Linked DNA regions of Homo sapiens: region 2 is linked to region 1. A link is a contact called in ENCODE Hi-C data. All regions are on one chromosome and are shown on one strand. Each heading gives the region's core, a stretch centred on a gene start or an enhancer-like site at or near the end of the contact. The rest is flanking DNA. Distances are from core to core; before and after follow the strand shown. Region 1 holds the start of ATOSA (atos homolog A). Region 2 holds the start of ADAM10 (ADAM metallopeptidase domain 10).

Region 1 (3,877 bases), core at 632-3,131:
GAATAATGAGTCAGAAATACACCTTTTAAATACTTTTTCTGCTGCCATAATGATTTCAAATTTTTGAACAGGTTTAAGATTCTAAATTTAAAAAAACTTCAGGTTAGTCTAACAAATGTTGACATCATCATTTACCCAAGTGCTGTTAAAAATTATTTAAAAGAGAATAGTTTGTGCTACACACTAATAGTCTTGGCTTCTGCTCTCAACATTTCCTGGTCTTTTTACCTCTTTTGCATTAGATAGAGGAAGAAAGAAGCTAAACCAGATTTTGCTGCCTGTTCACCCAGTAAGCCTTTTACAATAGCTGTTATTTGGTCCCAGCTGTTGTGCTAAATTTAGGTTTTTGGCTTATCTGTAACTGTTCTGTCTCCCATTACCAAGTGCTTGTAGAACAAGTAAAACTTCAGTTCATTTTTTAAAAACTACATAATACAGTATTCAATAATATCAAAGTCAAATCCACTGGGATTTAACATTTGTAGCATTTTATAGATTAAAGAACTGTTTCCATTTGTCAGTTTCATCGTCATGATGCCAGAACATTTCAGAGAAAATGAAATGTTACCCTCCTGAATGTTCTCTCCGCTCTGATTAGATACAATCGTGGAGTTAAGGTTAACAATTTCAGTTGTACATGTTATTTTACTGTACATATCTAAGCACTAGAAAATGTTACTTTTTAAATATTTCATGCCTTTTTCATAAGAACTTTACCTGAGGCCAAAAAAATGGAACTGCCAATCTTGCAGTTTATAAAACTCTTCTGATGTGAAAATAATAGACTCATTGTAAAAAAAATTTTAAAACAGAAGGGCACAAATAAAAAAAATCCCCTTAGACTTGTCCTAATACTTTCCTGTGATCCTTTTATGCAAAATTATATCTAAAAAAAAAACTTTTTCTAATGAAACCAAAGAGCCTTGCAAATTTTTACTTGTCTCCATTTGGGCTCATGCCCCATATGTACTTTGTCTATAGACTGAGTAGCTAATAGCTGCAGCGCTTGTTAGGATTGGGTTTTTTTTTAAGTACAGCAGATTCCTGTCATCTGTTTGTGTTTAAATGACGACAACATCACAACATGAAATGCCATCATGTCACATTGCTATAGCACAACAACAAAATTACAGCTCCCCAACAATAACATGCTGTCAAAGTGTCCTCCTGCCCATGAGTCAGTGTTTTAGAAGTTATGAAGATTATTTTTAGCACAGCGAGTGTCTTGGAAGCTTGGGTTCTGAATCCTACTAAAATCCTTAGTGATTTGGGAAAATCTAGGGTGGGGGTGGGCTTCCTGTTCTTAAATTCTCCCACTCCCTGACCCGCATAGCTGCCCACCCCCCGTCCCGGTCACATTAAACCCGGGTTCCATTATGCGCTGCAATCCACTTGGGGCTCGATCACAACTCTGTGCCAGCATCCCGGGAGGAGGAGGAGGAGGAGGAGGAGGGGGGGAAGGAGGGGGAGGGGGGAGGAGGAGGAGGAGGAGGAGGAGGAGGAGGAGGAGGAGACGACGACTATAATTATCCTCCACGTCTGGGGCAGGCCTTTGGATGACATCTCCCCAGTTACCCTGCGCTCTAATAGCGCAGCTCCGATTCCTGGTCTCAGAATCCAGGCGCGCCTCTGCCGGCTGGGAGCGCAACCGAAGTGCCTGGGACGTCTCGGGCTTCCGGGACTCTGCTGGTGTCTCCCAGCCGCCATCTCCAGCGCCCTCGCACCCGCCGGGCACCTGCACCGAAAACCCGGCCCCAAACTAGCGCCCCGGGGCGAGCGGCGGCATTGCCATAGTAACCGGGCGCCAGGGCCGCGGAGGCCGCCGGGGAGGAAGTGACGACCGGGGTGGGTTGGCTGTTGTTGGGACACGTGACCTAGGCAGTGTTTTGACAGGGCAAACAGCAGAGAAAGAACTGGCCGAGCGAGGGGGACGGGGAGCCGGGGCGCCAGAGCTAGAGACAGCGGGCGGGCAAGGAGCTGGCAGAGGCGCTGGGCAAGAGGGCCGGCCGGGGCTACGGGCGGGGGAAGCCCGGGGGTCGCGGGGCTCGGGTGCCAGTCAGGCAGGGCGGAGGGGCTGAGCGCAGGGAGCGGAGCGAGGCGGTGGCTGAGGCGCGGGTGGATGGCCACAGGGGCGCCGGGGAGCCGCTTCGGGCTGGTCGTCTCGGGTCCCCACGGTCACCTGAGGCAGCCGCGGGGGCCGCTGCGCTCCATACTCCGCTCCCGCTGGCCCTGCGCCTCTCGGAGCCTGGGGTCTGAGGTGGGAGTGTGATGTGAGCTGCTGGGCGAGCGGTGGAGAGAAGTGCCAAGAGGAGGCGGGATTGGGACGGGAGAGGAGAGCGAGTTAGTCAGCAGAGGTCGGCCGAGGGAGCGGAGGAGCCGGCCAGCTCGAGAGCGCCATGAAAACAACTCTCCAGCGGGGAGAGGGGCAGACGCGGCGCTCGGTGCGGCGGGGCTGAAGGAAATCCGGGGCCGCGGCGGGACGGAAGGGGTTGTGCAGAGCAGGGGGCGAGCACAGGCTGTAAACACCTCCCCCGGAGCCGGCCGCGGAGGACTGGTTGGGAGTTGGTAGGGTCGCCCCGGGACAGCCCGGAAGAGTTCGTTTGGGGCTGGGGGCTGGGCGGGAGGAGGTGACTCGGGTTTCTGTGTAAACTTGGCCGCGGTTGCCGCAGGAAGGCTAGCCAGAGGGTAATTACACAGGTGAGGCCCGGCGGGGCGGGCGGAGGGCTCGGGAGGCGCAGGGGACTGGAAGAGTTGGCTGCGCCCAGGCACCAGGTGGAAGAATTTCCATACCAGCCCTGCGGAGGTGCCTCTGTTTCCAGAGGCGTTTTTGTACGAAGGGGTTAGTTTGTGTTGCTCAAATCTTTTTCTTCTTCTTGCCTGTACCTCCAGGTTATAAATAGATCCTGTTTTGGTTCAGAGACTGTGTCAGAAGGACACATTGGCCTGGAGAGCACAGAGGCAGGGAAGGGGGTGCTCGATCCGGAGGAGATGGGGGAGGCGGTGCAGAGAGTTTTGCTTTTTTCAGACCAGCCGAGGGTGCTGTCACCGCAGTTGGTGCCAGGAAGAGGCCTAACTTAACAGTAGTTTACTTGCAAGGTCCGGGTATTAGAATAGGGCCAGATTAATTTTATTTTTGTCTCTTTCAGCATTTTGAAAGCGAAGCAGAAGCCGTAGAATCAGCGGCGAGCCTGTTGAAAGAACCCACAGGTGCATTTCACAGCACTCTGGGCGAAAATTGGATGTGAAAATGAAGCCAGACCGAGGTAAATGATTTGTTTAAGTAGGGCTTGTTCCCCCACCCCCTTCTTTTCTATGCCTCAATTTAGAAGTGTTAACCTAATTCTGCAGTAGGATCAACTATTTCTGTATCATATGTGATTATCTGTTTTTGTGACAGATTCCAGCTGGTGAGGTAGAGAAAGGCATATGGAAGAGAAGGTTAAGCGTTTTTACAAAAGTGCTTCTGAAGCACTAGCTTCAAGAGAGATTCTAGTGTATCTCAAAATGAAAGTAAAGAATGGTATTTGTATCTGTTGCCACAATACAGGTATCATTTTAGAGTTGTACTTGCTCGTTTTTAGGTAGTCAATCTAACTTCAACTTTCAAGAAGTTCATAAGCTTTTTAAACTTGAATGTGAACTTGATAAAATGAAGAGAAAACTTAAGCTTGAGTTGACAACTGTTATTTTATTACTACTTTGATTAGTTGATTTTTGTGCTTTAAGCAAACTCCAAAAGTTTGCAGAGTACTCCAGTATTCAATATACCAGCATATGGACAGTTTGGGCCACTGAAATCCCTGGTGATAAGTAAATGTCACTTCTTTTCTAAACCTGTATTTTCAGGATTTATAAGAATAATATATACACTGCTTTT
Region 2 (3,877 bases), core at 484-2,983, 6.1 Mb before region 1:
TTTGAGCCTATTAATGTTGCAGCAAAACTAGAATCATTCATTTCTCAAACTGAGAATTAAAGAAGACTCTTATGGCCAGGCTCGGTGGCTCCCACCTGTAATCCCAGCACTTTGGGAGGCTGGCGGGCGGATCACCTGAGGTTGGGAGTTCGAGACCAGCCTAACCAACATGGTGAGACCCCGTCTCTATTAAAAATACAAAAAATTTGCTGGGCGTGGTGGTGCATGCCTGTAATCTCAGCAACTTGGGAGGCTGAGGCAGGAGAATCGCTTGAACCTGGGAGGCAGAGGTTGCGGTGAGTCGAGATCACACCATTGCACCCCAGCCTGGGCAACGAGAGCGAAACTCCGTCTCAAAAAAAAAAAAATTCTCTTCACTTATGTTAATGGTAATAAATGGTATAAAATATACAGGTAACAGTATAGGAATTCCAGTTTATTACAGTATCAATAACATTAAGGCCGAGCGCAGTGGCTCACGCCTGTAATCCCAGCACTTGTGGGAGGCCGAGGCGGGAGGATCGCTTGAGTTGGAGGTTACAGTGAGCTATGATCACACCACTGCACTTCAGCCTGGCGAGACAGCGGATACCTTGTCTTTAGAAAGCAAAACAAAACAATTTACACACACACACACACACACACACTCTCCCTAATTCGGCTTGAGTTGGAGGTTACAGTGAGCTATGATCACACCACTGCACTTCAGCCTGGCGAGACAGCGGAGACCTTGTCTTTAGAAAGCAAAACAAAACAATTTACACATACACACACACACACACGCACACACACACTCTCCCTAATTCGGCCTACTCAAGCACGATACCAAATAGATGAAGAATATCTAATTAAATGGCCATAAAAAGTTCTAGTTCATGACATCCAAGTTTAAAGAATCAAAATGAGTTACGAGAAAACAAACACAAGCTTTAAGAAGTTGGGGAGAAGATGTGCGTGGATTCGCTTCAAAGATGTGACAGAGAGAAAAGAGGACATTTTCTGGACTGGAGATTCAAGACAGTCTGGTTCAGGTTGCATGCTTTTGCAAAGGCTAAAGCCTTAGTCTGTGACATAAATTTGTAAAGAGCTCGGAAAATTACATCTCGGACATGGTGTCTTTTTTTCCTGCTGCTTGAAGGTCTTTGCATTTATGTTCGCATCACTGGGGCAGCTGCCGCTATAATTACTGCTTGTTGGGACTTTTTGTTTACTTGGTAGCTGTGGTGCACCAAGAGAGGCAGAAAAAGAAGAAAAAAAACCTCTGTTACTTGTGACGTTAAGAAGTCGAAAGCAGCCCTGCTTACATCTTCCACGGACCATTTTAGCCCAAGGGAAGGTCCTCAGCAGCTCTAACACGTAGCGGAGCACTATCTCCGCGTAGGAGCGCTCCCGCCCCGGGGCGGGACCAGGACAAACCCCGCCTCCCAAGCCCAATCCCAGCTCTCCGCCGGCGGACAGGAAGCGGCGGCAGGCCTAGCAGCACGGGAACCGTCCCCCGCGCGCATGCGCGCGCCCCTGAAGCGCCTGGGGGACGGGTAGGGGCGGGAGGTAGGGGCGCGGCTCCGCGTGCCAGTTGGGTGCCCGCGCGTCACGTGGTGAGGAAGGAGGCGGAGGTCTGAGTTTCGAAGGAGGGGGGGAGAGAAGAGGGAACGAGCAAGGGAAGGAAAGCGGGGAAAGGAGGAAGGAAACGAACGAGGGGGAGGGAGGTCCCTGTTTTGGAGGAGCTAGGAGCGTTGCCGGCCCCTGAAGTGGAGCGAGAGGGAGGTGCTTCGCCGTTTCTCCTGCCAGGGGAGGTCCCGGCTTCCCGTGGAGGCTCCGGACCAAGCCCCTTCAGCTTCTCCCTCCGGATCGATGTGCTGCTGTTAACCCGTGAGGAGGCGGCGGCGGCGGCAGCGGCAGCGGAAGATGGTGTTGCTGAGAGTGTTAATTCTGCTCCTCTCCTGGGCGGCGGGGATGGGAGGTGAGGCACGACTGCGAGCGCCGGGGGCGCCGCGACCACGGCGGAGCGGCGGCCGGGCCGAGCGGAGCCCAGTCGCGCCTCGCGGCGTGCGCGTCAGTCAGCCCAGCCGGCCAGCGGCGCCACTCTGGCGGGCCGCGCTCCCCGCTCCCTATTGTCCCCCGCGCCCCGACCGCTTTCCCTTCGGTGGCGGGCCGAGGAGGCTCCCAAGCCTCCGGCGAGGCCTTCCCCGCCCCCCACCGCCCTGGCGGCCCCGGGAGGCGGGGGTCGCCTCCCAGAGAAGCGAAGTCGGGGCATCCGCGTCGCCTGGTGAGAGCGGTGGAACCCAGGCTGGTGGCTGCATCCCTCCAGTCTGCTCGGCGGGCGCCGGTGCAGGCAGCCGCAGCGAGGCTGGCGGTCTCGCCGTCCTCGTTCAGCGCTCATCCTGCTCACCATTCCTCCCCCAGCCCCTGCCCGGTGGCGGATTCCGAAGTCCTCTCCGCCGCCGAGACCCGCCGCGCAGACTCGTGGGAAGTTGTGTTGTTTGCAGCTGGGCTCGTGTATTGTTCTTTACCCGGCGCGCCGGTCCTGACCGACCCCATTCTGCAGAGGGGCCGCCCGTGGAGTGGCAGCAGTCATCACCCGCTTATCTGAGACTAGTGGCCTCGGTTCTTCCTGTGTCCTGTGTTTGGAGAGAGATCACAGGAGGGTGTGTTGGTGTTCTTGAAAACATTCTGTCGCCCAGGGGAAAGGGTTTGGTCGGGAGAAGGGTAAACCATTTGGGGATGTTCTTTGATTTGTAGGCTGGATTGGGTCTCTTAGAGTAGAAGTTCGGTCCCTGGGTGACCCAACTTGAAGAGTTTCGTTAAACTTTCAGGTGGAGTAGATGTACAGTGTAGTTAGTGGATTGTCAAAACAGTGCCCCCTCCCCCCTGCACATGAAAGTCAAATTTGCTAAAAGCATGTCATTTCTTGTTTCGGGTTTTGAAGACAACGATTTTTATTTCCGGTGTGTTCTAGGACCAGCTGCATCATTTTATTCTTGCTTAAAGTGCTTTATTTTAGGTAAGCTTTTTGACTTGCCCCAGAGTAAACTTAAAAACCTCAAGGTGTGCCTAAAAGCAACGATTGAAAAAATTTGAGGAATGCTTTGGATGAGTGTCTGTAGCCTTTGATAATTTAGAAAATATCTATTTCATGTAATGTATTGTTTCTGTTTTTTTCTTTGCCACTTTGACTTATGACTGCAGGACCAAGTGTATTTCTGTCCTGTATTCTACCGAGTCCGAGGGTGGTACTGCGTAGGCAGACTTCTGTTATAGTTTGTAGTGTTCATTTTTTTGTTACACGTTTTATTTAATTTTTTTCAATCCAATTCATCAAGCAAGACACACATTATAGATTAAGAGCTGATAATAGATGTTTAGTTTTAAAAAGGATTATGTGCGGGAGACTCTCTGTTAGAGGAGCCTTTTTCATCTGACATTTGTTATTTCTGTTCTAAACGTGGCTTTCAACAAATCGTTTTCCTATCTTTTTTCACTTTTTGTGATTAAATTCAGGAGTTAAGACACTGTTCTCTATAAGGTAATAAAAAGTAAGACAAACACATGAGGCACTTTACTGAGTAGTAGTATACTAAATGTTCTTTTAAAAATAATGAAAACAGTAAGAAACTGATGTAGTCTTATATTTGAAGAAAAAACAATTGAATAACATGTTTGTGGGTTAAAACTCTTATACAAAAATTTTCTAAATTCATATTTCCAGAGTCCTTTATTGCATTAAGCATTGGTTAAAAGGCTAATTTTTGGTGTTTTTGTTAAGCAGAACTTTTTCAAAAAACATAAGACAAGTTTTATTAGTTTTATTTTAAAATTAGTATCAAGATTCTAGCTTTTGGGTACTTGGAGATACTTGTAATTTTATTGTAACTATGGG

What was found. Hi-C counts contacts between places; a loop is a spot of excess contacts on that map.
Region 2: a map of naive thymus-derived CD4-positive, alpha-beta T cell shows a loop between it and region 1 (13-fold over the local background). The contact joins the promoter of ADAM10 here to the promoter of ATOSA in region 1. A Hi-C loop is called at or near these places in 1 of 168 maps with a recorded cell type or tissue (naive thymus-derived CD4-positive, alpha-beta T cell).

The regions. Positions count from the first base shown.
Region 1 is chr15:52,677,392-52,681,268 of GRCh38, reverse strand. ATOSA (atos homolog A) reads left to right here and starts at 1,881. Exons shown (of 13, transcript NM_001385016.1): 1 at 1,881-2,441; 2 at 3,147-3,263. The coding sequence starts at 3,248. LOC105370821 (a long non-coding RNA gene) reads right to left here and starts at 1,664. Exons shown (of 4, transcript XR_932255.4): 1 at 1,576-1,664. RefSeq lists a silencer at 1,946-2,265 and enhancers at 2,846-2,985, 3,116-3,185.
Region 2 is chr15:58,747,563-58,751,439 of GRCh38, reverse strand. ADAM10 (ADAM metallopeptidase domain 10) reads left to right here and starts at 1,733. Exons shown (of 16, transcript NM_001110.4): 1 at 1,733-1,960. The coding sequence starts at 1,906. RefSeq lists enhancers at 1,114-1,293, 2,384-2,513, 1,965-2,600 and silencers at 1,364-1,653, 1,984-2,273.